2 separate regions of the Homo sapiens genome follow, and region 2 is linked to region 1. Evidence: read pairs that join two places in POLR2A ChIA-PET (ENCODE). Cell type or tissue: GM12878. All regions are shown on one strand. Links, peaks and the distances in the headings refer to the core of each region. The heading gives the core; the rest is flanking DNA. Region 1 overlaps NFATC3 (nuclear factor of activated T cells 3). Region 2 overlaps GFOD2 (Gfo/Idh/MocA-like oxidoreductase domain containing 2).

Region 1 (8,000 bases), core at 1-8,000:
TACGTATGCATTGCACTCATTAGAACTTTGTCACTGCAATTTGTGTCCATCAAGCAGCAATGTGAAGGAATAGGGGTAGTACATGTGGTCCCTTTGACAGTTACTCAGTTCTACCCTTGTGTGAAAATAACCATAGATAGTATATAAATGAATGAGCATGGTTGTGTTTCAGTAAAACGTTATTTATGGATACCAGAATTTGAATCATAACTTTTTTTTGTCATGACACAGTTAAAAACAATTTTTTGAAACCATTTAAAACCATTAGTTTGTAGGCTATAGAAAGACAAACTATTATCTGTAGGCTTTCTATAGCCTACAAACTAATGATTTTAAATGTGGCCTACCACTTGTTGGTGGGCCAGACTTGGCACATGGACTGTATTTTGCCAACCTCTGCTTCATACTATACATAAAAACATTCATAAGACAACTTGGGTTGTCCAGATTACTGTATGCTTGCATGAGTCCCTCTGGTGGTTGAAGGAACATGGAACAAGTAATTCTTGAGATGGTGAAATTTCTGAAGCACCTTGAATTTGAGAATTCTAGACTTGGAAATCTGGACTTAGGACTGTTCGTCATAGTTAGATTGTAGTAGCTGCTTATATCATTTCCAGAGGTTGGACACTTGGGAAAAAGATAAAGCAGCATTCCCACAAATTTTGTGTGCAGGTCTCTGCAGCACTTTAAGACATCATTCTGACGTAGAAGATGTTTGCTTCATCTACAGTTTATTTGGGAGAAGGGTGTGGTTTTCAGCATTAGTCAACAACTGAAATGGGCTGGTACAATAATTTCATTTGAATAAACTGTAAAATCTTCTATGGGTGACTTTCTGTCCTTTTTTTTTTTTCTCAAAGGGTTGGGATTTAATTAATTTTTCCTATTTAATCAAGTACATTCTTAAGTAAAGGAAAAAGGCAGTTTGAAAATAAGCAGTACGATTAGATGAAATTAGTAAAGAACAAGTTGTTCTGGATGACTTCAAGGTGCTATATATACCCTTTGAACTGTTTGCTTGTTTTTCCTGTCTCTCCTTTTCTTTGCAGCCATCTTCTCTCATTTTAGATTTCCTGCTTCTAATCTGTGGACTAGATAAGCATATAATATTATGGGATCTAAAATTGAGTAGAGAGGATCTGAACAAGGGGCCAAGGAAAATTTCTGTGAGTTAAACACATGAGCTTTTATGCTGTATATTTTGAGTGTTCAGAGGCTTGTTTTACTTCTGTCCACTTGAGTACCATTTAGATAGGTGACATTGTGAGCTAAGTTTTAGAAAGTTTTAGCTACCATCATAATTCAACAGGCTGATAGCATTGCCAAGAAACATGGTTCAAAAATTCCTAATTGAGGATTTTGCTCCTAAATTTATATCAGATCATATATATCAAATGGTGATACTTTTCTGTTTAGAATGCTCCATTGGTTTCCCATCTCGCAAGGCCTTACTTGACTAGCCTCTCCCTGAGCACCCCTAGCTCTCATTATTCTGCCTCCTTACTCAGGAGTAACATAGATTCTCTAAGGGAAGCAATTCCAACAACCTTATTTATTTATTTAGACAGGGTCTTGCTCTGTCACCGAGGATGGAGTGCAATGGCGCTATCTTGGCTTACAGCAACCTCCGAATCTCAGGCTCAAACGACCCTCCTGCCTCAGCCTCTCAGGTAGCTGGGACTACAGTACAGGCATGTGCCACCATGCCTGGCTACTTTTTGTATTTTTATTTTTGTAGAAATGGGTTTTTGCCACATCGTCCAGGCTGGTCTCGAACTCCTGAACTCAAGCCATTTGCCTGCCTCGGCCTCCCAAAGTTCTGGGATTACAGGTGTGAGCCACCATGTCCGGCCCCAACAACTTGAACAAATGATTTATTATAGACCTAATAAATGTCAGGGACTTACTTGGTAGGTACTGGAGATACAGCAGTTGAAGTTGTTCTCATATATAATAGAAATCATGTCATTCCCCTTTTTAAAACTCTTACATGGTTTCCATTATTCTTTGAATAAAATCCAAAGCCCTTACTACAGTTCTTCTATGTCTTGGCTTCTTCTAGCTCTACCCTTTCAGTTGTTAACTCTAGCCATCTTGGGCGTTTCTTAAAGAAACCAAGGCGTTATTTGACTCAGACTGTTTATGCCTATTCTCCTGTGTTGCAACTATCACCTTCTCTCCCCAGCCCCGCTGACTCTCTTTCTTTGCTTGCTGGTTCCTATTTATCTTTCAGGTTTTAGCTTACATGCTACCCTCTCAAAAAGGCCATCTCTGTAATCTCTGTAAAACAAGTTCCTTGTCTGATTCTCTCTTCTACCACTTAGTAGCACTTACCATTTTTAATTTGTGTTTTTGTCAGTCTCTCCTGAGACTGACTGCTTAATGAGGGCGGGGGACCATATGTGTGTTATTTACTTTTTATGTACCTACCATCTATAACAGTTTCTATAAAATATTAATCACATCATTAATAGTTGGTGAATGAATGAGCACCTTCTTCACTTGGCTTCTGGGATGCTGCATTCTTTTGGTTATTGTTCCATTTCACTGATGTCTCTTCTAACCTCTTAACTCATTCTTCTTTTTCTCCCTAATCCTAAACTTTGGAGTTCCTTGTGCCTCAGTTGCCTACTTTCTTCTCTATTTGTACTAATTTCTTAGTGATCTTTTGGTCTTATGGCTTTAAATTTCATATATACGTTAATGATTCCCACATTTACATAGCTAGCTTGTGTTCTTATGCACAAATATCTATTTGACATTTCCACTTGGAAAGCTTACTGGACTCTCATATTTAATATGTACAAAGTAGAAGTTTTGGTTTCTTATCTCAAGTCTGTCTCACTTTCTTTATTTCAGTAATTGCTGTTCTTTCAGAAATTCAGAAAATTTCAGAAATACTGTATTGTTGTTGTTGTTTTTTGAGACAGCCTCGCTCTGTTGCCCAGGCTGGAGTGCAATGGCGCGATCTTGGCTCACTGCAAGCTCTGCCTCCTGGGTTCACGCCATTCTCCCACCTCAGCCTCCCGAGCAGCTGGGACCACAGGCGCCTGCCACCACGCCCGGCTAATTTTTTGTATTTTCAGTAGAGATGGGGTTTCACCGTGTTAGCCAGCATGGTCGTGATCTCCTGATCTCGTGATCCACCCGCCTCGGCCTCTCAAAGTGCTGGGATTAAAGGTGTGAGCCACTGCGCCCGACCAATACTGTGTTTTTAATAATAGTTCAAGGCTTTAAACCTTGGTGTCACCCTTGACTGTTCTTTCACATCCAGTCAACAAGTTCCGTCAGCACTACTTTAATCCAAAATCTGACTTCTTAATGCTGCTTCTGCTTTTACAGCTCACTACCACTTAGGTCCTGTATTCCATCTTTTCTCACCTGGATGATTACAGTAGCCTCCTAAATTTATATCAGTTCATATATATCAAATGATGATACTTTTCTGTTTAGAATGCTCCAGTGGTTTCCCATCTCGTAAGGCCTTACTTGACTAGCCTCTCCCTGACCACCCGTAGCTCTCATTATTCTGCCTCCTTACTCAGTTCAAGTCCCACTGGCCTTGTTTTTTCTCATACAGTACACTTCAACAATGCTGTACCTCAGGTCTTTGCACTTACTATTATCCTCTGCCTGCATTATGCCCCTAAATTTCTGTATAGCTCAGTTACATTAATATTCTTCTGCTATTTCCTCAAGTATTAGAGAAGGCTTTCCAGACTTTCCTATTAAATTAACATCTTTGCCTCCTCTATATTTTTTCCCGTTTTATTTTCTCTTACAGCAAATATCACTACCTGACATATTTTACTAGAATGTAAGCTCCATGAGGAGGGGATTTTGTTTTGTTTACCATGGTGTTTTTAGTATTCAGAACATGCCTGCTTACATAGTAGTTGCTAAAAAATTTTTTTGTTAAATGAATAAGTTGAATCATGTTGTTTCCAGTGTAGACAGAATAGGTATATGTGGTTGAAAAATGAACAGCACAAAGTTAGCTCCCCAAAAATGGCAAAGTGAAATAAAGAAACATTTCTGAAGAACATTGTTGAACTGTAATCCCAGCACTTTGGGAGGCTGGGGCAGTTGGATTGCCTGAGCCCAGGAGTTCAAGATTAGGCTGGGCAACAAAACGAGACCCTGTCTCTACAAAAAAAAAAAAAAAAAATTGCTGGGAGTGGTGGCATGCACCTGTGGTCTCGGCTACTTGAAAGGTTGAGGTGGGAGGATCACTTGACCCAGAAGTTTGAGGCAGCAGTGAGCTATGAGTGCACCACTGCACTCCAGCCTGGGTGACAGAGCGAGACCTAGTCTCAAAAAAAAAAAAAAAAGTCCGGGTGTGGTGGCTCATGCTTGTAATCCTGGCACTTTGGGAGGCCAAGGAGGGTAGATTGCTTGGGGTCAGGAGTTTGAGACCAGCCTGGACAACATGGCAAAACCCTGTCTCTACTAAAAATAACAAAAATTAGCCGAGTGTCATGGCAGGCACCTGTAATTCCAGCTACTTGGGAGGCTGAGGCTTGAGAATCGCCTGAACTTCGGAGGCAGAGGTTGCAGTGAGCCAAGATCGCACCACTGCATTCAAGCCAGAGAGAGACTCTGTCTCAGAAAAAAAAAAAAAAAAAAAAATTAGCTAGGCATGGTGGCGAGTGCCTGTAGTCCCAGCTACTCAGGAGACTGAGACAGGAGGCAGGAGAATTGCTTGAATCCAGGAGGCAAGATTGCGCCACAGCACTCCAGCCTGGGCGACAGAGCAAGACTCCATCTCAAACAAACAAACAAACAAACAAAGAAAAACCCACTTTTGGAACTCTCCTACCTTTGACTACTTGTTATGTTGGATAATATATACAGGTTGATAATGCAGGTTGTTATGTTGGATAATATATACAGGTCATATTCAAAATCTGGAATGTTCCAATATCCTATACTTTTTAGCTCTGACATGATGCCACAAGTGGAGAATTCTTAACACAGACTTTTTTTCATTCACCGAATTATTAAAAAATATTGTCCAAAATTACCTTTCAGGCTATGTGAATAAGGTATATATGAAACATAAGTGTATTTCATGTTTAGACTTGGGTCCCATATCAAGATATCTCATTGTGTATTTGTAAATGGGCCAAAAAAAAAAAATCCAAAATCCCAAGCACTTCTGGCCTCAAGCATTTTGGATAAGGGATATTCAGCCTGTGTCCCCTCCCCCTTTTTCAGCTACATTGAGTTGGATTTTCTGTTCTTTGCAGCCTAGGAATATCTCATTTCTTTTCTTTTCTTTTTTTTTTTTTTTTTTTTTTGAGACGGAGTCTTGCTGTGTCACCCAGGCTGGAGTACAGTGGCGTGATCTGAGCTCACTGCAGCCTGTATGCTATGAGTATTTTTTAGAATTATGGATGTGTTTTTTTTTTTTTAATAAACACATTTATTGAGCTGGGCACAGACGCTCCCTCACACCTGTAATCCCAGCACTTTGGGAGGCTAAGGTGGGAGGATAGCTTGAGCCCAGCCTTGGCAACAAAGCAAGGCCCTGTGTCTACCAAAAATGACAATAAAAAGTAACCAGGAGTGTGGCATGTACCTGTGTCCCAGCTACTCCAGAGGCTGAGGAAAGGATCACTTGAGCCTAGGATGGGAGGTTGAGGCTTTAGTGAGCTATGATCACACCATTGCACTCCAGTCTAGGTGAGAGAGTGAGACCCTGTCTCAAAAAAAAAAAAAAAAAATCTTTTTCAGGGCATAATGTTTCCTGATTATCTTTTTAGAAAATGTGGACATAAAAAGGAAAAATTACATATGTAATTGTATATGTAATAATCACACATATCTGCAGAAATAACCAGATGCATTGAAAAAACACACACATGCCACTTCTTTAGTGGAGCTAATGACATACATTTTATATCCCACTTTTTTCTCTCGAGATTGTTATTATTTACTTTCTCATCTAGTAATTTATACATCTGAGTTTTCTAATTTCTTGTTTTGTTGGGTTTTTTTTTTTTTGCCTTCCTCCCCGTAGATCTTGAGCCAGATGATTGTGCATCCATTTACATCTTTAATGTAGATCCACCTCCATCTACTTTAACCACACCACTTTGCTTACCACATCATGGATTACCGTCTCACTCTTCTGTTTTGTCACCATCGTTTCAGCTCCAAAGTCACAAAAACTATGAAGGAACTTGTGAGATTCCTGAATCTAAATATAGCCCATTAGGTGGTCCCAAACCCTTTGAGTGCCCAAGTATTCAAATTACATCTATCTCTCCTAACTGTCATCAAGAATTAGATGCACATGAAGATGACCTACAGATAAATGACCCAGAACGGGAATTTTTGGAAAGGCCTTCTAGAGATCATCTCTATCTTCCTCTTGAGCCATCCTACCGGGAGTCTTCTCTTAGTCCTAGTCCTGCCAGCAGCATCTCTTCTAGGAGTTGGTTCTCTGATGCATCTTCTTGTGAATCGCTTTCACATATTTATGATGATGTGGACTCAGAGTTGAATGAAGCTGCAGCCCGATTTACCCTTGGATCCCCTCTGACTTCTCCTGGTGGCTCTCCAGGGGGCTGCCCTGGAGAAGAAACTTGGCATCAACAGTATGGACTTGGACACTCATTATCACCCAGGCAATCTCCTTGCCACTCTCCTAGATCCAGTGTCACTGATGAGAATTGGCTGAGCCCCAGGCCAGCCTCAGGACCCTCATCAAGGCCCACATCCCCCTGTGGGAAACGGAGGCACTCCAGTGCTGAAGTTTGTTATGCTGGGTCCCTTTCACCCCATCACTCACCTGTTCCTTCACCTGGTCACTCCCCCAGGGGAAGTGTGACAGAAGATACGTGGCTCAATGCTTCTGTCCATGGTGGGTCAGGCCTTGGCCCTGCAGTTTTTCCATTTCAGTACTGTGTAGAGACTGACATCCCTCTCAAAACAAGGAAAACTTCTGAAGATCAAGCTGCCATACTACCAGGAAAATTAGAGCTGTGTTCAGATGACCAAGGGAGTTTATCACCAGCCCGGGAGACTTCAATAGATGATGGCCTTGGATCTCAGTATCCTTTAAAGAAAGATTCATGTGGTGATCAGTTTCTTTCAGTTCCTTCACCCTTTACCTGGAGCAAACCAAAGCCTGGCCACACCCCTATATTTCGGTGAGTTGATGGAAATGGCTGCTGGTCATTTTTCATGTTTATGGGTCATTGGTGGCATATAACTACATTATCAGTATATAATGGTTATATAATGGTTTGACCATTTCTCCTCTTCCTATTTTTAAAAAAAATTTTACCAAATAACTTAATGTTTATTTTCATTTGCATCTTAAAAGTATTTTTAGATAGGTTAAATATAATTTTAAAATATATAGCTAATGAATTGTTGATAATAATAAATTACATTTAAAAATCCTTGCTAGGTTTGGAGGCTTATGCTTTGTATTCCCAACACTTGGGAGGCTGAGGCAGGAGGATTGCTTGAGCCCAGGAGTTTGAGACTAGCCTGGGCAACATAGCAAGATCCTGTCTCTACAAAAAAAAAAAAAAAAAAATTAACCAGGCATAGTGATGTCTGCCTGTAGTCCTAGCTGCTTGGGAGGCTGAGGTGGAAGGATTGCTTGAGCCCAGAACTTCAAGGCTGCAGTGAAACATGATTATGCCATTGTACTCCATCCTGTTTCTACCAAAAAAAAAAAGTTTATTGTACAACTTGGATTATAATATGAATTTAATTACTAAGAAAACTATTTGGGGGCCAGGCGTGGTGTCTCATGCCTGTAATCCCAACACTTTGGGAGGCCGTTGAGCCCCAGAGTTCAAGACCAGCCTGGGTGACATGGCAAAACCGTGTCTCTACAAAAAATACAAAAATTAGCCAGGTGTGGTGGCACACACCTATAGTCCCAGGTACTAGGGAGGCTGAGGCGGGAGCATTGCCTGAGATGGGAGATGGAGGCTGCAGTGAGCTGAGATTATGCCACTGCACTGCAGCCTGGG
Region 2 (12,584 bases), core at 2,742-10,741, 420 kb before region 1:
GCGATTCTCCTTGCCTCAGCTACTACCTCAGTAGCTGGGGTTACAGGCACACGCCACCATACCCAGCTAATCTTTGTATTTTTAGTAGAGACAAGGTTTTACCATGTTGGCCAGGCTGGTCTCGAACTCCTGACCTCAGGTGATCCACCCGCCTTGACCTCCCAAAGTGCTGGGATTACAGGCATGAGCCACTGAGCCCAGCCACCATCTCTCTCTTTTCTCTTTGCTAATTCTGCCCCTACAGGCTTCTCTACTAGTTTTCTTAGAAAACAGGTCAAGCACACAGTTATCTTCTACAATTTTCATGTCCTGGACTCCCTTCGGCTATTTGGTCACTGTCTGCTTTTACAGGTGTCTTGGTTATTTACAGGTTATGGCTGTTATAGGAGCTTGACAGTGTCAAGCATGCAGCATTAGGTAAGTAGTGAGATTCTACTTAAGTTTTTTTTTTTTTTTTTTGAGACGGAGTCTCATTTCTGTCACCCAGGCTGGAGTGCTGTGGCATGATCTTGGCCCACTGCAACCTCAGCCTCCTGGGTTCAAGCGGTTCTCCTGTCTCAGCCTCCCGAGTAGCTGGGATTACAGGCATGCGCCACCATACCTGGCTAATTTTTGTATTTTTAGTAGAGACAGGGTTTCACTATATTGGCCAGGCTGGTCTCGAACTCCTGACCTCAGGTGATCCTCCTGCCTCGGCCTCCCAAAGTGCTAAGATTACAGGCATAAGCCACTGTGCCCAGCCAAATTTTGTTGGTCATTAATTACTAATTGTTACAGGGCTAAGGGAGTGAGACACAGTCCATGTCTTCTCTAAATTCATGCCCAGGGCACACCTCCTCCACTCTCACACCGTGTTCCTTCTCACCCTAGTTGTATTTGGGTATATATAGGGAATGTATGTATCCACTACATAGGGAACCCTTTTTTTTTTTTTGAGATCGAGTTTCGCTCTTTTTGCCCAGGCTGGAGTGGTGCAATGGCACGATCTCGGCTCACTGCAACCTCCACCTCCCAGGTTCAAGCGATTCTCCTGCCTCAGCCTTCCAAGTAGCTGCGATTACAGGAGCCCGCCACCATGCCTGGCTAATTTTTTGTATTTTTAGTAGAGACGGGGTTTCACCATGTTGGACAGGATGGTCCCGATCTCTTGACCTCGTGATCTGCCCGCCTCAGCCTCCCAAAGTGTTAGGATTACAGGCGTGAGCCACCGCGCCCGGCCGGGAATCTTTTTTTTTTTTTTAAATGATCTATTACGTATCTATGACCAACTTAGATGTCTCCTCTTCAAAAGCTGTGTAGGAATATGAGGATGATAATTTTGAGCCAATATGAAGTGAAAAATATATATAAGTATCGGTAGCTTAAAACAACAGAATGGACTAGAATTTTTTTTCTTTTTTGAGACAGTCTCGCTCCGTCACCCAGGCTGGAGTGCAGTGGCGCGCTCTTGGCTCACTGCAAGCTCTGCCTCCTGGATTCACGCCATTCTCCTGCCTCAGCCTCCCGAGTAGCTGGGACTACAGGCACCCACCACCACACCCGGCTAATTTTTTGTATTTTCAGTAGAGACGGGGTTTCACCATGTTAGCCAGGATGGTCTGGATCTCCTGACCTCGTGATCCGCCTGCCTCAGCCTCCCAAAGTGCCGGGATTATAGGCGTGAGCCACTGCGCCCGGCCGAAAAATTTTTAATAACCTGTTTTACTGCCACTGACTCAAAGGGAAGCTTCATCAACTCCCATAAAGGGGTATTGGCTGGCCCCCGAGGAAGCCAGATGGCATGAAGGCAGGCAGGCTTGCTGACTAGGTATTTCCTGCCCAAGCAGGCAGAGCTGGTTTTCCTTGTTAATTTCAGTGGCTACCCTTTCTCACCCCTAAAATTTCCCCACTCTTTGTCTTTAACATCCTTGCACATATCCTTCAGATGCCTCCAAAGATCTCCACAAACCCAGTCCTGCCAAGACCACATACATTTCCCATCACCACATGCTGGTCAGGAATGAAGTGTGCCTTGGCAGGACAGGCTATATACAATTTGACAAGGCCTTGCCTGGGTTCAAATCCTGGCTCTGTCACTTTCCAGCTGGGTGACCTCAGGTAAGTCCTTTAGTCACTCTGTATCTCCATTTCCTCATCTGTAAAATGGGGAAATTTTATCTACCTCACAGGGGATTTAAGGATTGAGTTAATATTTGTAGAATACTTATAATTGGGCCTGGCCAATTAGATATGAGTCAGTACATAGGGAATCTTTTTCTGAAAAAAAGATATCTGTTAACTATCTGTGACTGACTTAGATGTCTCTTCTTCAAAAGTTGAGTAGAAATATGAGGGTCATAATTCTGAGCTAATATGAAGTGAGTATAATAGGGCAGCCAGTGTTTAGTCTGTCCCTTGTTCCATGCAACCCTGTTGTACAGATAAGAAAACATGCTCAAAGAGGTGAGGTAACTCTCCCAGGGTTCCACGCCTGGCTGTGTGCATGACCTGCTACAACCAGCATGAAACCTTGAGCAGGTTACTTCACTTCTCTGAGCCTCTATAAAAACAAGAAAGAAAAAGAGTCATTTTGTAACATGTGCATGTGTGGAGCAACTCTTCTTCCATCCTTCCTCATGAGTGTGAGCCAGGCAAGTTCCTTCCACTGTCTGCTCTGGGGGTGACTGTTTGCCTCTGATCCACTGTTCAAAACCAATACTAATCTGGTCAATGTCTCACCTTTTCTGAGGAGCTAACGAGGGAGCTGTGGGACATAAAAAGATGAAAAGTCCTAATTTCAGGGGTGACAAGTCAGCAAGGTGAGTAGGAGCCAGAACTGGTGGCGTAAAGTGTTAATCTCAAGAGTTTGGACTTTGACAGGTGGGTGTGCTCAGTATTCTTGGTCTGCTCCTCCTTCCCTACCTGATCCTCTCTGCCCTGCTTTTTGTCTCTGGAGTCAGAAGGTCAGTCTCTAAAGCCCTGGGCTCCAGGTCCTCTGGCTTCCATCTGAGTCCAGCCAAGGGAAAGAACCAGGAAGAGATCAGCGAGCAGGAGGAAAGGCCAAGGTGTTTATTTTTTGCCTTCTCTCCCTCCCAGGATATGGTTCTGGCAGAGCTGTGTTCCTTAACCAAGGTCACAGCTCCTTTAGAGGACCCCTCTCTCCCATGGCCATTGCTTTTGCTGGGTTCCAGTGACACATCCCCACTCCGTCATTGCACCTAGGGTGGGGACACTACCTTGCCAGTCCCTGGGTGCTCCACTATCCCTTGTATGTTTCCTTTACTACTCACACTATTGTGAATAATCCCTTCATTAAAGAGTTTTTAATTAACCCTTTGAGTACACTGACTGTTTCCTGTCTAGACCTTGACTAATGCAGGTAAGCAATAAGAACCATTGGATTTTTTTTCTTTTTCTTTTTCTTTGAGATGGAGTCTTGCTCTGTCACCCAGGCTGGAGTGCAGTGGCGTGATCTTGGCTCATTGCAACCTCTGCTTCCAGGTTCAAGCAAGTCTCCTGCCTCAGCTTCCCGAGCAGCTGGGATTACAGGTGTGCGCCACCATGCCCAGCTAATTTTTGCATTTTTAGTAGACACGGGGTTTCCCCATATTGGCCAGGCTGGTCTCGAACTCCTGACCTCTGGTGATCTGCCCACCTCGGCCTCCCGAAGTGTTGGGATTACAGGCGTGAGCCACTGTGCCCGGCCTGCATTTTTTTTCTTTAATTTGGCAGAAAGACGTAGGTAGGATAGAGTTTAGGAGACATTAGACACAGAGAACCAGTTAGGATATCAAGTAAGACATAAGGAGGGTCTAATGGAGGGAATGAAATGGAGCAGACAGTTATCACTAGGATTTGGGATTATCAGCAGGGTGGGAGAGCCAAAAAAATAAAATAAAATAAATAACTGAACTATAGACCAATACGTCTCATAAACTTAGGCACAAAAATCCTCAACAAAATATTAGCAAATTAAATCTAGCAATGTGGCTGGGCGTGGTGGCTCACACCTGTAATCCCAGCACTTTGGGAGGCCAAGGCGGGCGGATCATGAGGTTAGGAGATTGAGACCATCCTGGCTGACATGGTGAAACCCCGTCTCTACTAAAAATACAAAAAATTAGCCAGACGTGATGGTGGGTACCTGTAGTCCCAGCTACCCAGGAGGCTGAGGCAGCAGAATCGCTGGAACCAAAGAGGCAGAGGCTGCAGTGAGCTGAGATCGCACCACTGGCACTCCAGCCTGGGCAACAGAGCAAGACTTCATCTCTAAAAAACAAAACAAAACAAAAATAAATAAAAATTAAAAAAAAAATACACCATGACCAACAGGGGTTTAATCCCAGGAATGCAAGGCTGGCTCAACATTCTAAAATCAACTACTATTGGATAGGAGAATGTGGTGTTTTTTTGTTTGTTAGTTTGGTTTGAGACAGAGTCTCACTCTGTCACCCAGACTGGAATGCAGTGGCGCAATCTCGGCTTACTGCAACCTCCGCCTCCTGGGTTCAGGTGATTCTCGTGCCTCAGCCACCCGAGCAGCTGGGACCACAGATGTGTACCACCACGCCTGGCTAATTTTTGTACATTTTGTAGAGAAGGGGTTTTGCCATGTTGGCCAGGCTGGTCTCAAACTCCTGGCCTCAAGCGATCCACCAGCCTCAGCCTCCCAAAGTGCTGGGGTAACAGGAGCAAGCCACCGCGCCCAGCCTGGATAGCAAAATGTTTAACTGAAAAAGAAAAAAAAAAAAGGCCAGGTGCAGTGGCTCACCTGTAATCCCAGAATTTTGGGAGGCCAGGAGTTCAAGACCAGCCTGGTGAACATGGTGAAACCCTGTCTCTACAAAAAACAAACAAAAAAAGCCAGGTGCAGTGGCACACACCTGTGGCTACTCAGGAGGCTCAGGAGGGAGGAACACTTGAGCCTGGGAGGTGGAGGTTGCAGTGAGCCATTTTTGCACCACTACACTTCAGCCTGGGCAACAAGAGCATGACCCTGCCTCAAAAAAATAAAAACTAGGCCAGGCGCGGTGGCTCACGCCTATAATCCCAGCACTTTGGGAGGCCAAGGTGGGCAGATTGCCTGAGCTCAGGAGTTTGCGACCAGCCTGGGCAACAAGGTAAAACCCCATCTCTACTAAAATACAAAAAAATTAGCCGGTCATGACAGTATGTGCCTGTAGTCTCAGCTACTTAGGAGGCTGAGGCAGGAGAACTGCTTGAACCCGGGAAGCAGAGGTTGCAGTGAGCTGAGATCGTGCCACTGCACTCCAGCCTGGGCAACACAGTGAGACTCCGTCTCAAAAAAAAAAAATTAAATTTAATTTAAAAAATAAAATCAATTACTATAACTTACCGTATCAGTAGTCATTAGACAGCATTAATTAGAAATACAAATTAAGGCCGGGCACGGTGGCTCACCTGAGGTCAGGAGTTTGAGACCAGCCTGGCCAACATGGTGAAACCCTGCCTCTACTAAAAATACAAAAATTAGCCAGGCATGGTGGCGGGTGCCTGTAATCCCAGCTGCTTGGAAGGGTGAGGCAGGAGAACTGCTTGAAGTCGTGAGGTAGAGGTTGCAGTGAACTGAGATTGTGCCACTGCACTCCAGCCTGGGTGACAGAGCAAGACTCCATCTCAAAAAAACAAAACAAACAAACAAACAAAAAACAAATTAAGGCTGGGTTCAGTGGCTCATGCCTGTAATCCCAGCACTTTGGGAGGCCGAGGCGGGCGGATCACCCGAGATCAGGAGTTTGAGACCAGCCTGGCCAACATGGTGAAACCCCGTTCCTACTAGAAAAAAAAAAAAAAATTAGCCAGGCATGGTGGTGCACGCCTGTAATCCCAGCTACTCAGGAGGCTGAGGCAGGAGAATCGCTTGAACCCAGGAGGCGGAGGTTGTAGTGAGCCGAGATTGTGCCACTGCTCTCCAGCCTGGGTGACAGAGTGAGACTCTGTCTCAAAAAAAAAAAAAAAAAGAAATACAAATTAAAACTTATTAAATACACATTACAATGTCTGAAATTCAGAAAACCTGATATCAAATACTGGCAAGGGTAGGAAGCAACTATTCATTATTGGCGAAAATGTAAAATAATATAGCCACTTTGGAAAAGTTTGCCATCTTATAAAGCTAAATAGATACCTATCACACAACCTAGCAATCCTACTTCTAGGTTTAGTACTTACCAAGAGAAATGAAAACTTATATTCACACAAAAACCTATATGTGAATGTCTACAGCAGCTTTATTCATAATTGCCACATCTTGTAATCAACACAAATATCCTTCAATAGGTAAACAGATAAACAGTAGTATATCAACGCCAATGGATACTATTCAGCAATAGAAAGAACATACTACGGATATATGCCACAATGAACAAATCTCAAATGCATTCTGCTAACTGAAAGATGCCCTACTTAAAGGCACCATACTGTGTGATCCCATTTAAATGCCATAATGGAAAAGCAAAACTATAGGGACAAAGAGTAGATCAGTGGTTGTCAAGGGTTGGAACTGGGGCTAAGTGTAGACAACAAAGGGGCACAGGGGAATTTTTGTGGGGTGATGAAACTGTTCTGTATCTTGTCTAGGGTGGCAATTACATGACAGCATTTGTCAAAACTGATAGCACAGAATATACAGAAAAAGGATAAACTTCACTGTTCTGTAAATTATACTTCAATCAATGTGACTGACCCCACTTAAAAAAAAAAAAAAAAAGACCCTGAAGTTTTAAGCCTAAGTGACTGAGAAACTGCAGTGTCCTTAAGAGAAACATGGAACCCAAAAGGCCCGACTGTTGAGACTTTGGTGTGGAGGCTGAGATTTGTGAATTGTTTTTTCCCAGACTGCCTGAACATCATCTTACCTTCTGTGTATCTAGTCTGTAGAACCCCAGCTTCTGCCAAACTAGAGGCCACGACCCACTGCCTATCACAGGGGTGGGAGAAATCCAATCTGGTAATTGTTTTTGTAAATAGTTCTATGGGTATGACAGAACACAGTCATACCCATTTGTTTACCTACTCCTTTATTTATGGTTGCTTTTGTACCACCAACAGCAGAATAGGTACAACAGAAGCCATACGGCCCACACAGCTTAAAATACTTAAAATTTGGAGGCCGGTACAGTAGCTCACACCTATAATCCCAGCAGTTTGAGAGGCTGAGGCAGGCGGATTGCTTGAGGCTAGGAGTTTGAGACCAACATGTGAAACACTGTCTCTGCTAAAAATACACAAATTAGCCAGGCTTCAGGGTGTGCGCCTGTAATCCTAGCTACTCAGGAGGCAGAGGCAGAAGAATCACTTGAACCTGGGAGGCAGAGGTTGCAGTGAACAGAGATCATGTCACTGCACTCCAGCCTGGGCAACAGAGTGACTCTGTCTTAAAAAAAAAAAAATTTACAATTTGGCCCTTTACAGAAAAGATTTGCTGACCCCTGCCCTACGCTCTGTTATAAGGCCCAGGAACTCCAACTGACGCAGTATTGTCATGAAGGTAGCCAGGATTTTTTTTTTTTTTTTTTTTTTTTTGAGATGGAGTCTCGCTCTGTTGCCCAGTCTGGAGCACAGTGGCACAATCTGAGCTCACTACAACCTCTGCCTCCTGGGTTCAAGTGATTCTCCTGCCTCAACCTCCCGAGTAGCTGGGATCATAGGCATGTGCCGTGCCTGGCTAATTTTTGTATTTTTTAGTAGAGATGGGGTTTCACCATGTTGGCCAGGCTAGTATTGAACTCCTGACCTCACATGATCTGCCTGCCTCGGCCTCCCAAAGTGCTGGGATTACAGGAGTAAGACACTGCGCCCGGCCAGTAGCCAGGATTACAGTAAAAAAAGAATCACCCACCTCACTGTGTGTGAGAAATCAGATTCTGGGAATTTTGGAGTCAATGGATAACTTTAGAGGTCACTCACTCATTAGGCAGCTTGTATAGTGGTTAGACCCTCAGCAGAAGGTGCCTAAGAATTCTTCTTTCCTGACAAGTCTTTATAACGTTGGGGTTTTAAAGTGCAGAGTTAAAACCTGTATTTCCTGGCCAGCCACGGTGGCTCATGCCTGTAATCCTAGCACTTTGGGAGGCTGAGGCGGGCGGATCACCTGAGGTTGGGAGTTCCAGACCAGCCTGACCAACATGGTGAAACCCCATCTCTACTAAAAATACAAAATTAGCTGGGCATGGTGGCGCATGCCTGTAATCCCAGCCACTTGGGAGGCTGAGGCAGGAGAATCGCTTGAACCCAGGAAGTGGAGATTGTGGTGAGCCGAGATAGCGCCTTTGCACTCTAGCCTGGGCAACAAGAGCAAAACTCTGTCTCAAACAAAACAAAACAAAACAAAACAAAAAGGAAAAAAAAACCCTGTATTTCCTAGCATTCCTTGTAAAGAGGTGTGTCAAATGAGATAAATATAGAAGGTATAGTTTGGCAGAATGTCTGGAAATGTTCTTTAAAGGAGGCAATCTCAACTGGCAGGAACTGTCACCCCTGCCCCTTTCTGTCTGGAATTACCACCAGGAGGTGACTTGAGGATAAAACACAATTTCTTGCAGATTTTGACACTGAAAAGATGAATCAGATGTTACCTGTACCCTCAAAGAACTCCACAGATCAGACAGGCACTTGAGCAAATCTGTCATATGGTAGACAGGCAGAGCAACAGAAACTTGCCTCTGTTGCAGAGAAGAGCACCATTAACTACAGGGGCTAGAGGCAGTGTACAGGCAGGAAAGACTTCCTGGAAGAGACGACATAACTCCCCATTACCCATGTGCCCAGCCCCTGGCAACCACCATTCTACTTTCTGTCTCTGAATCTGACTGCCCTAGGTACCTCACATAAGTGGAATCATACAGTATGTGTGCTTCTATGTCTGGCTGATTTCACTCAGCGTAATGTCCTCAAGGTTCATCCATGTTGTAGCATGTGTCAGATTTTCCTTCCTTTTATAAAGGCTGAATAATATTCCGTCGTGTGTAGATACCACATTTTGCTTATCCATTTATCTGTCAGTGAATGCTCGGGTTGCTTCTACATTTTACTATGTCCATAATGCTGCTATGAACTTGGGAGTACAAATTATAGTTTTTTGACCCCGAGTTCAGTACTTTAAATTTTCACTCTAATAAATTTCATTTAGTTTAATTTGGGTGACTGTTTACCAGCTGAGATAATTTTGGATATTTACTCACTGTCCCTACCAGCTTTGTGTCAGCTGAAAATGAGATCAGCGTAACAACATCTCTTTTTGAGTAAACATTACGTGCCCCGTGCTTTACAGGCATCATCTGATTTAACAATTATAACTTCCAGAGGCAGGTGCCATTATTATTATCTTCATTTTACAGATGAGGAAACTGAGGCTGCCATCGTTTTTTGGATTAGTGATTTCAAGTACAGTAATTACAATTTCACAGAAGTATACTAGCTCTAATTTCTCTTTTTGCCCAATGGGATGAGAAACTACAAAAAACCCCCACAGCTCACATTTAAATAAATGATATTTATATTTGGCACTCCCCTCAAGGTTACTAATAATCCAGCAAGCATACTAAAAAAACCAAATTGTTGCCAAGTGCACACACAGTCAGAACTGACCATAATATCCACAAGGCCAACAACCAGATGTGTATAGGCACCTGACGCAGAGTTAGGCCTTAATAAATGTTAGATGATGATGTCCTTTATAAATCCACACACCTTGCAGTGTTCTCCAGTTCTCTTTCTAGGTGCTCAGGGATCATTTGTTTGATGAGATGTTCTTGCATAGTTCTGAGGAATCACCAGCATCAGGCTCAAACATCACAGACATTGTGTATCGCTTATCATCTGGCACCTGCCTCTGCTCCACAATGCCTCAAGGCTTATTGACAGTAGTTTATGGAGTATATCATGGTCAGCTGCTACTTTTCTGAGACCCGTGGGATGTAATTCAAATTGATCAGAGGAAACAAACCCACTGGGCACTGGGTATGCTACCTTCCCTGCACATGGTCCTTCCAGCTGGGTCTCTGATGAAAGAGAAATATAGGAGTTGAATAGTTGTTTTCCCTGCCATGGTATCCATTATTCATCCTAAATACCTCTCAGTATATCTTCAAGAATACTTTTGATCACCTGCCAGTTTTTTCTTTTCTTTTTTTAGACACAATCCCACTTTGTTGCACAGGCTGGAGTGCAGTGGCATGATCTCAGCTCACTGCAACCTTCGCCTCCCAGGTTCAAGCAATTCCCCTGCCTCAGCCTCCCAAGTAGCTGAGATTACAGGCATGTGCCACCATGCCCAGCTAATTTTTGTATTTTCAGTAGAGACAGGGTTTTGCCAAGTTGGCCACGCTGGTCTTGAACTCCTGGCCTCAAGTTATCCACCCATCTCAGCCCCGCAAAGTGCTGAGAACACAGGCGTGAGCCACTGTGCCCAGCCTACCTACAGGTTTTTTCAAGTGTCATTACTTGTTCTGGGATTGTGTCTCCCCGATCCTATTAGCAGCAGTGAGCTAGCTCTTCAGAAATTTATAGATGAATGGAGCCTGGGTGGTTCCATCCAAGCTTTTAAAAAATGTACCTGTAATAGGCTGGGTGTGGTGGCTCACACCTGTAATCCCAGCACTTTGGGAGGCCAAGGCGGGCGGATCACTTGAGGTCAGGAGTGCGAGACCAGCCTGGCCAACATCGTGATACTCCGTCTCTACTAAAAATACAAAAAATTAGCTGGGCACGGTGGCAGATGCCTGTAGTCCCAGCTACTCAGGAGGCTGAGGCACGAGAATCACTTGAACCTGGGAGGCGGAGGTTGCAGTGAGCCGAGATCACGCCACTGCACTCCAGGCTGGGCAACAGAGTGAAACTCTATCTTTAAAAAAAAAAAAGTGCCTGTTATGGTTTTCCCTGTGATTTTTTTTTTTTTTTTTTTTTTGGAGACGGAGTCTTGCTCTGTCACCCAGGCTGGAGTGCAGTAGTGCAATCTCAGCTCACTGCAACCTCCGCCTCCGGGGTTCAAGCAATTCTTCTGCCTCCTGAGTAGCTGGGATTACAGACGCGTGCCACCACGCCCAGCTAATTTTCATATTTTTTGTAGAGATGGGGTTTCACCACATCGGCCAGGCTGGTCTTGAACTCCTAACCTTGTGAGATCTGCCTGCCTCGGCCTCCCAAAGTGCTGGGATTACAGGTGTGAGCCACTGCGCCTGGCCTGACCATACTTTTTTAAATTACAAAATATGCTTTTTATTTCTCAGTGCTGGGCTTTTAAAAAGAGCCATTAGAGATTTCTATAGACAAAGTTACAGCCTTGTAATACTATCTTTACCCTGCAAGTCACACAAATGCGGTAAACTGATTTTCAGCCAAAGCATTAAATCAATTCAATGGGGAAAAAAATTCTTCTTAAGAAATGATGTTGGAACAATTGGATATCCATATGGCAAACAACCTTAACCCCTCTCTCTCACTGTTATATGCAAAAATTAATTCAAGACAGATCAAAGACCTAAATGTAGAAGCCAGAACCATAAAGCTTCTAGAAAAATACATCAGAGAGTACTTTTTGAAATCATGGGGTAAGGATTTCTTGGACAGGACACAAAAAGCACTAACTCATTGAAAACTGGATTTCAAAATTTAAAATAATTTCTGCTCATTAAAATACATCATTAAAAAAATGAAAATGCAAGCCACAGGTTGGGAAAAAATATGAGCTGAATATATATGTAACAAAGGACTTGTCTGCAGAACTCCAACAAATCAGCAGATGATGAGGTCAGGAGATTGAGACCATCTTGGCTAACACATGGTGAAACCCCATCTCTACCAAAAATGCAAAAAAATTAGCCAGGTATGGTGGTGGGCACCTGTAGTCCCAGCTACTCGGGAGGCTGAGGAAGGAGAATGGTGTAAACCCAGGAGGTGGAGCTTGCAGTGAGCCGAGATCGCACCACTGCACTCCAGCCTGGGCAACAGAGCGAGACTCCATCTCAAAAAAAAAAAAAAAAATGTCCGGGCGCAGTGGCTCACGCCTGTAATCCCAGCACTGTGGGAAGCCAAGATGGGTGGATCACCTGAGGTCAGGAGTTCAAGACCATCCTGGCCAACATGGTGAAACCCCATGTCTACTGAAAATACAAAAATAGCCTGGTGTGGTGGTGCATGCCTGTAATCCCAGCTACTCAGGAGGCTAAGGCAGGAGAATTGCTTGAACCCAGGAGGCGGAGGTTGCAGGGAGTGAAGATCGCGCCATTGCACTCCAGCCTGGGCCACAGAGTGAAACTCCATTTCAAAAAAAAAAAAAAAAGACTTACAATCCTGAAGTTTGGAGAGGATATGCGGCAAATGGAACTCCCATACATTCTTGGTGGGAATGTAAAACAGTACAACCACTTTGGAAAATTGACAGTTTCTTATAGTTAAACATATATCAACCCAATCACAGCAACTCCACTTATAGATATTTATCTAAGAAAATAAAAACATAAGTCCACAAAAAAAATTATACAAATGTTCACAGCAGCCTTATTCATAATGGCCCCACACTAGAAACAAATGTTCACATCATAAATTATGATGTCACACAATGGAATACAGTAAAACAGTAAAAA

The links. ChIA-PET counts read pairs that join two places held together with the same protein. Peaks named below come from ENCODE experiments on the same cell type or tissue, not always from the same donor. Only the 100,000 strongest peaks of a DNase experiment are listed, where the experiment ranks them.
Region 2: POLR2A ChIA-PET joins it to region 1 with 6 read pairs; 3 of 35 experiments call an interaction of 5 or more read pairs at or near these places.

What each region holds. Positions count from the first base shown.
Region 1 is chr16:68,115,962-68,123,961 of GRCh38, forward strand. It overlaps NFATC3 (nuclear factor of activated T cells 3), which reads left to right. Exons shown (of 10, transcript NM_173165.3): 2 at 6,026-7,160. Among named protein-coding and RNA genes, the nearest start is that of NFATC3, 35 kb to the left of the region's middle. RefSeq lists a silencer at 3,111-3,240. In GM12878, for the core only: a CTCF peak has its summit at 476; DNase peaks (open chromatin) are centred at 3,290 and 4,210; H3K4me3 peaks cover 934 bases; H3K27ac peaks cover 1,329 bases.
Region 2 is chr16:67,695,094-67,707,677 of GRCh38, forward strand. All of the region lies in intron 1 of GFOD2 (Gfo/Idh/MocA-like oxidoreductase domain containing 2), which reads right to left. Among named protein-coding and RNA genes, the nearest start is that of GFOD2, 18 kb to the right of the region's middle. In GM12878, for the core only: no CTCF peak of the experiment used is centred there; no DNase peak of the experiment used is centred there.